2 separate regions of the Mus musculus genome follow, and region 1 is linked to region 2. The links are chromatin loops, found by intact Hi-C in ENCODE. Cell type or tissue: gastrocnemius. All regions are shown on one strand. Each heading gives the region's core, and the rest is flanking DNA. Links, peaks and the distances in the headings are about the cores only. Region 1 holds the start of Snai1 (snail family zinc finger 1). Region 2 overlaps Tmem189 (transmembrane protein 189).

The links. Peaks named below come from ENCODE experiments on the same cell type or tissue, not always from the same donor. Only the 100,000 strongest peaks of a DNase experiment are listed, where the experiment ranks them.
Region 1: a loop joins it to region 2, with 2.5 times the contacts of the local background. A loop is called at or near these places in 23 of 42 quality-filtered maps.

The regions. Positions count from the first base shown.
Region 1 is chr2:167,536,472-167,539,370 of GRCm38, forward strand. It overlaps Snai1 (snail family zinc finger 1), which reads left to right and starts at 1,724. Exons shown (of 3, transcript NM_011427.3): 1 at 1,724-1,900; 2 at 2,200-2,727. The coding sequence starts at 1,819. In gastrocnemius, for the core only: a CTCF peak has its summit at 1,495 (motif pointing right); DNase peaks (open chromatin) are centred at 1,575 and 2,265; H3K4me3 peaks cover 1,625 bases; H3K27ac peaks cover 1,191 bases.
Region 2 is chr2:167,658,463-167,661,361 of GRCm38, forward strand. All of the region lies in intron 1 of Tmem189 (transmembrane protein 189), which reads right to left. Among named protein-coding and RNA genes, the nearest start is that of Tmem189, 1.6 kb to the right of the region's middle. In gastrocnemius, for the core only: no CTCF peak of the experiment used is centred there; DNase peaks (open chromatin) are centred at 1,559, 2,021 and 2,279; H3K4me3 peaks cover 2,081 bases; H3K27ac peaks cover 2,411 bases.

The sequences.
Region 1 (2,899 bases), core at 292-2,791, 120 kb before region 2:
GACAGTTAAAATTCGATGCCAACAACCCCGCCCTAGATAAGCGAATCAGGATGTGTCTGCCAGTGAGGGCAGGGCGGGCTTAGGTGTTTTCAGACACTCTTGAGGAAAAGCTTGGCTGAAAAACCCTAGGTGGCAGTCGGCCTAGGAAGGGAGCTTCCTGGGCGTGGAGAGTCACCTGTCACCCGTTAGGGGCTAAGTCACACCTTTCCTAAGCGGCATGCCAGCCAGCATCCATCATTTGACCAAGTTTTACTTTCAGGCCTCTGGCAGGTGTGAGGTTGTGAACAGGCCTCCCCTTGTGGGCTTCATTTGCCTTTCTCTTTCCTTCTTACTAAGCAGGCTTGGGGGAGGCTGAGGGGGTGGAGTGGGGGGCTGCTGAAACAAAGGATGAAAGGGATGAAAGGAAGCCTAGCCAGGTGTGGATCTGGAAGAGAAAACAGGACTGGAGGAAGGCAGGTACCAAGCAAGGCCCCGTGGTAGGAAAGCCTGTTCTCTGATCATAGGGGATGGAGAAAAGTCAAAACCTAGTCAGCTGACTTGTCCGTTGGGACGAGGGTGGTGGTGGGGCGCTGTGTGCTCTCCCTCTGGACTCAGGGAGACTCATGGATGAACTAAATCTACCCAGAGGGCAGTGTTCTCCACGATGGTTGCCTGTTGTCTGACCATCCTCCCACTCCCCCACCCCCCACCCCCAGTGCTGGGAGTCTGATTCTATTCCCTGTTGTTACCTCCAGTGCCTAGAGACTCGATGCTAGCTGGTGCCCCAGAGGTTTCCGTAGACCCTCTGCTTTATAGGTGTTTATAACCCCATACTATGGGGGTGTGGGTTTGGTTTCCGAGGCCACCCTTCCTCCCTGTGAACGTTCCAACACGATTTTCAGGAAGTCGGGAGCCTTAGCCCTGGTCCTTGCTACCTCTGCCTCGCACCTGCCCTTATTGGTGTTTCACAATGCAACTCTAAACACGTCCGTCCTCAGCTGAAAGTCCTTCCGTGACTCCCCAGTGCCTGTAAGGCAAAGTCCAAACTCCTCCAAAGACCCGAGGCCAGGAAATCGGACCCCTCAGGGTCTGCCCAACACCAACCTCATCCTGGAACCTGCTCTCAAAGGTTGGACAGGCAGAAGTTACTGATTCTTACCCCGGGCCTTTCCCCTCGGTGCTTCTTCACTTCCTCTAGGAAGTCATAGACACCCTCCCCTGTCAGGTGACCGTTCATTGACAGTCACAGCTGTCTCTCCCCACCTCCTTTCATCAAATCACACCTCCCTTTAGTATTCGAATCCTCTGTTTATTCTGTCTGTCTCTCTCTCCCACGGCCGGGAAGCCATCCTTGCGTAGGGCATCCCTGGGTAGTGTTTTGTTCAGGGCTGTGTAGACAGTTCCAGGAACCCCTAAGCGCGTGCATATCATCGCACTTTCTGGCTCCCCAGCGCCCAAAGGTCAGCAGCTCGGGGATGTTGCGGGGCACCGCGCTCGTCGTGGGGCAGGCGCGGCCACCAGGGGTCGCCCGAGGAGCTCGGAAGCCGCGCGGTCCGGTCCGGGAGGAGCCCAAGCGGAATCTCAGCGCCACGCGGCGGGAGCCCCAGCAGCCCAGGCGCACCTGCTCCGGTCTCAGTCTCCGGCCGCGCCGCCGCCAGCCATTGGCTCAGCCTTGACAAAGGGGCGTGACCAACAGTACGGTCACGCCCCCAGCCCTGGTACTTAAAGGAATTTGCTGCTGCTAGGGGATCGTAGTGTGCGGCCGGGCCTCGCGAGCGGAGTTGACTACCGACCTTGCGCGACCCGGTGACCCCGACTACCTAGGTCGCTCTGGCCAACATGCCGCGCTCCTTCCTGGTCAGGAAGCCGTCCGACCCCCGCCGGAAGCCCAACTATAGCGAGCTGCAGGACGCGTGTGTGGGTGCGTGGTGGGGTGCGGGACGCGGGCGGCTGGGGGGGATCCCAAGGGTGCTGGGGGGAGGTGAGAATCGGGCTCTGCGGGCGCGACAGGTGGATCTGGAGCTCCGGGTCTTGGCAGTTGGGATCCACCGAGGGTGTCTTTGACCCGGGACGGGGAGGCTCCGGGAGTTGAAGACTCGAAGGCGGGGGTAGCTTTGCGGAGTCCGGGCGGGGGAGGGGAGGGGCGGGCGGGAAGCCCCCCCACCTGGCGCCCCGAGAATCCGCTCAGCTGACTCCCTGCTGTCTCTTCTCTTCCCGCAGAGTTCACCTTCCAGCAGCCCTACGACCAGGCCCACCTGCTGGCCGCCATCCCTCCGCCCGAGGTCCTCAACCCCGCCGCTTCGCTGCCCACCCTCATCTGGGACTCTCTCCTGGTACCCCAAGTGCGGCCGGTTGCCTGGGCCACCCTCCCGCTGCGGGAGAGCCCCAAGGCCGTAGAGCTGACCTCGCTGTCCGATGAGGACAGTGGCAAAAGCTCCCAGCCGCCCAGCCCGCCCTCGCCGGCGCCGTCGTCCTTCTCGTCCACCTCGGCCTCCTCCCTGGAGGCCGAGGCCTTCATCGCCTTCCCTGGCTTGGGCCAACTTCCCAAGCAGCTGGCCAGGCTCTCGGTGGCCAAGGACCCCCAGTCGCGGAAGATCTTCAACTGCAAATATTGTAACAAGGAGTACCTCAGCCTGGGCGCTCTGAAGATGCACATCCGAAGCCACACGCTGCCTTGTGTCTGCACGACCTGTGGAAAGGCCTTCTCTAGGCCCTGGCTGCTTCAGGGCCACGTCCGCACCCACACTGGTGAGTGAGTGTGCATAGCTGAGCTCTGAGTCTGGGCTGTTTGGCCTTAGACCCTGGGGGGACTCAACACTTACTCCTAAGGCTGCCAAGCAGTGGACAAAGTAGATGTTGGTTGTTCTCCATTCTGTACCTTGCTGTTCGAGGCTAGGAGTGAAGAGGTGTTCCCTATCCG
Region 2 (2,899 bases), core at 109-2,608:
CTGAACTGCTGTCCTAGACCTGGCTAATTTCTACAGCCAGGGCGAAAGCAGGCAAACAAGAAATATACCCTCATCATCTTGGTCCTGGTGCTGTGGATAGCCCCCATGGGAGCAGAAAGGGCTACCATCCTGTGCTAAGCCTCCACAGACATGGACAGGGTGGTCCCAGAGTGCCAGAGATTCCCTGATCACCAGATGTCAAAGATGCACAGCCTACCCTCGCCAGCCTTTCTGTGGCAGCAGCGGTGGCATAGCCCTAAATAGGCCCGGTGTTTAAGACATGGGAGCATTTGGGGAAACGCCTGTGTAAGCCAGTGCTCACTTAGTAAATGGCATCTTTGTTAACATACTGCTATCAGCTGTCAAATGACAAACCATTATCAGCCCCAGGAATCTCAAGAACTCGGTCCTGGGACGCAGGGAATTCTCTCCGCTCCAGCCCACAGGTTCCTCGTGCTCAGCGGAGGACTGTGCCAGCCACACTCCCACCTCGGGGCCTTTCCACTTGTTCTCCGGCCCTCACACACATTCTCAAGGTCCCTTCCCTCCTGCCTTTCTCCCTTTAGCTCCGTGTTCAAATGCTGTCCTTTCAGTAAAGCCCGATACAGGCTCTCTACAATGCCAAGCCCCTGCCTCATGTTTTCCCTGTTGCTTTTGCTACACGGCTTTTACAACCCTATTATTGGGGGACTAGTTACCTGTCTCCTGAACCAAAATGCCAGTTCAAGTCTTGCCTGCCTTCAGGGCTGACAACAGGGACTAGAAGAAATATTCCATTAGGTGCTCAATATACATCAGGCCTGCTTCCTCTTTTACCGGGTCAGGTCAGGAGAGGCCAGGGCACCTCTCTAAGACCACACGGCTCAGGGGACAGAGACAAGGAGACCTACTGAGAGAAACTTGGAGGAACCAGTTTGACCAGTCTTTCCCTCTCTGGGTTAGGAAAGGCCCCAGGAGGCTGTCTGAAGCTGTGTGGCTGCTCTTCAGGAACTGATACCTGATCATAAAGGAGGGGCAAGAGGTGGACCCCAGGGGAAAGCAAGAGGAAAGATTGGGGCCAGTAGGAAGGGGGCTGTGAGGACAGCACAGCCACACACTATGAATCCCTTCTTCTCCATTTCCAACTCCCAGGCTATATGCCTGAGGACCAGCAAGACCAAGCTCGCTTCAAGTTCAGAGAAGGGCGGCTGGCCAGGTGAATCACAGGGGCCGCCTACTGTACACAAGGCCTAGAGCCACACAGTGTGTATCATTACAGCGAGTGATCAGGAGAAGAGGCACCACCCAGGCCATCCAGCTAACGCCACCAGCCTCCCTCAAGGAGAACTCGGGTCCTGAGGCTGGGTGTTCGGGTGTGTGGGTCAAGGACCCAGCCGAACAGACCAAACACCCAAGACAAGTGGAAAACCAAACATACAGACTGGAAACCTAAGGCGAGGCCAATCCTCACTGACCTAGGACCCAAAGAGAAAAAGCAAATGGTCCTATGTCACGTGCCACTTAGCGCTGAAAAAGCATCAATCGCATGCCAGCCAGGGCAGGGAGCCAAGGGGGTAGTGGCCTCAGCCCCACCCAGGCCAGGGCTGTGTGCCCTGTAGCTGCCCAGCCAAGGGAGCGGATAGAATGTTGAATAACAAAGCCAACTCCTGGAGACTCTACCCTGGCTGAGGGGCCTCAAGGCTGGCTGTCATCTGACCCTGGATGCACAGGCATTTCCGCAACCCCTGGGGATACCCAGCCAGGCAGTGAGATTGCTGAGGCTCCCTGAGAGCGGGTTGGAGCCAGTGCCAGTTAGGATAAGAGCATGTCAAGAAGCAAAGAAACCAGAGAGGGGACCTGGCTTTGGGGGAAGGGGTGGAGCCAGGGAAAGGGGCTCCGGGTGGTGATAAGTGTATCCCACAAAGTCCTAATGGGCAGCTAGTGTGTGGGTGTGGGAGAGGACAGAGCCAGACTCAATAGGGTCTGAATCGCTGCCGAGAATCTACCAGTAAGAGGTGAGGGCTGCCGGTCCCAATGGGAGGGGGAGGGGATAAGTTCACTGCAGCTACTGAAGCAGGGACCATGATGGAGCTTATGGGAAGAGCGCCTGGGATATTTTGCAGCTGAAATCCAAATCGGGGCCCTAGAGGCTAGAGAACTGTTAGTCCCAGAAGGGGGGTTAGTTTGCAACCCACGGTCTTGGAAAAAACGCACAGAGTGTAGACTCGTAACGTGGGGGTCCTAGGACTGCGTGTGAGTTTAGGTGGCTAAGGGCAGTGCCTGCGACTGAGATGTCTAAGGCTTCGCGCTGCCTGAGAACCGGAAGCCTTGGACTGGGATTTAGGAAGACAAGGCAGGCCAGGGTGGGGTTCCTAAACTGCCCAAGGTGCCCTGGGGCTAGGACTCTGGATGCGCAGGTGCATTGGGGCTGTTCCTAAATCTCTGCAACCCCAAAGCCTCACGGCTCGGAGTAGGAAGGGGTTTAGTTAGGGTCCCAAGATCTAGGGGTGCTCTTTGCAAAGTTGGAAGCCCTGGAGTTCCGCTTTGGGTGGAAGCTGGGATTAGATTGGGGGCAGGGTTAGGATGGGGCTAGGGTTCGGATGGAGTGCGGTTCGGATCCAAGGGCGTCCAAATGGGCTGCTGGAGTTCGGATCTGGGTAGAGTTCAGATCTCGGCATTTCGGATGGGCTGGGGTTTGGATTCGTGGGGGTTCGGACGGGTTGGGTCGAAGTGAGGTTCGAATAGGTTGGGGTTCTAATCCGTGGACTCAGGATGGGTTAGGGTTCGAATCCGGGGACTTCGAATGGGCTAAGGTTCGGATCCAGAGGGCTCAGATGGGTTAGGGTCCAGGTGTTCGGACCGCCTGGGGTTCGGTCGGGGCGGGCCCGGCGCCGAGCACCCATCAGATCGCAGGCCCTCC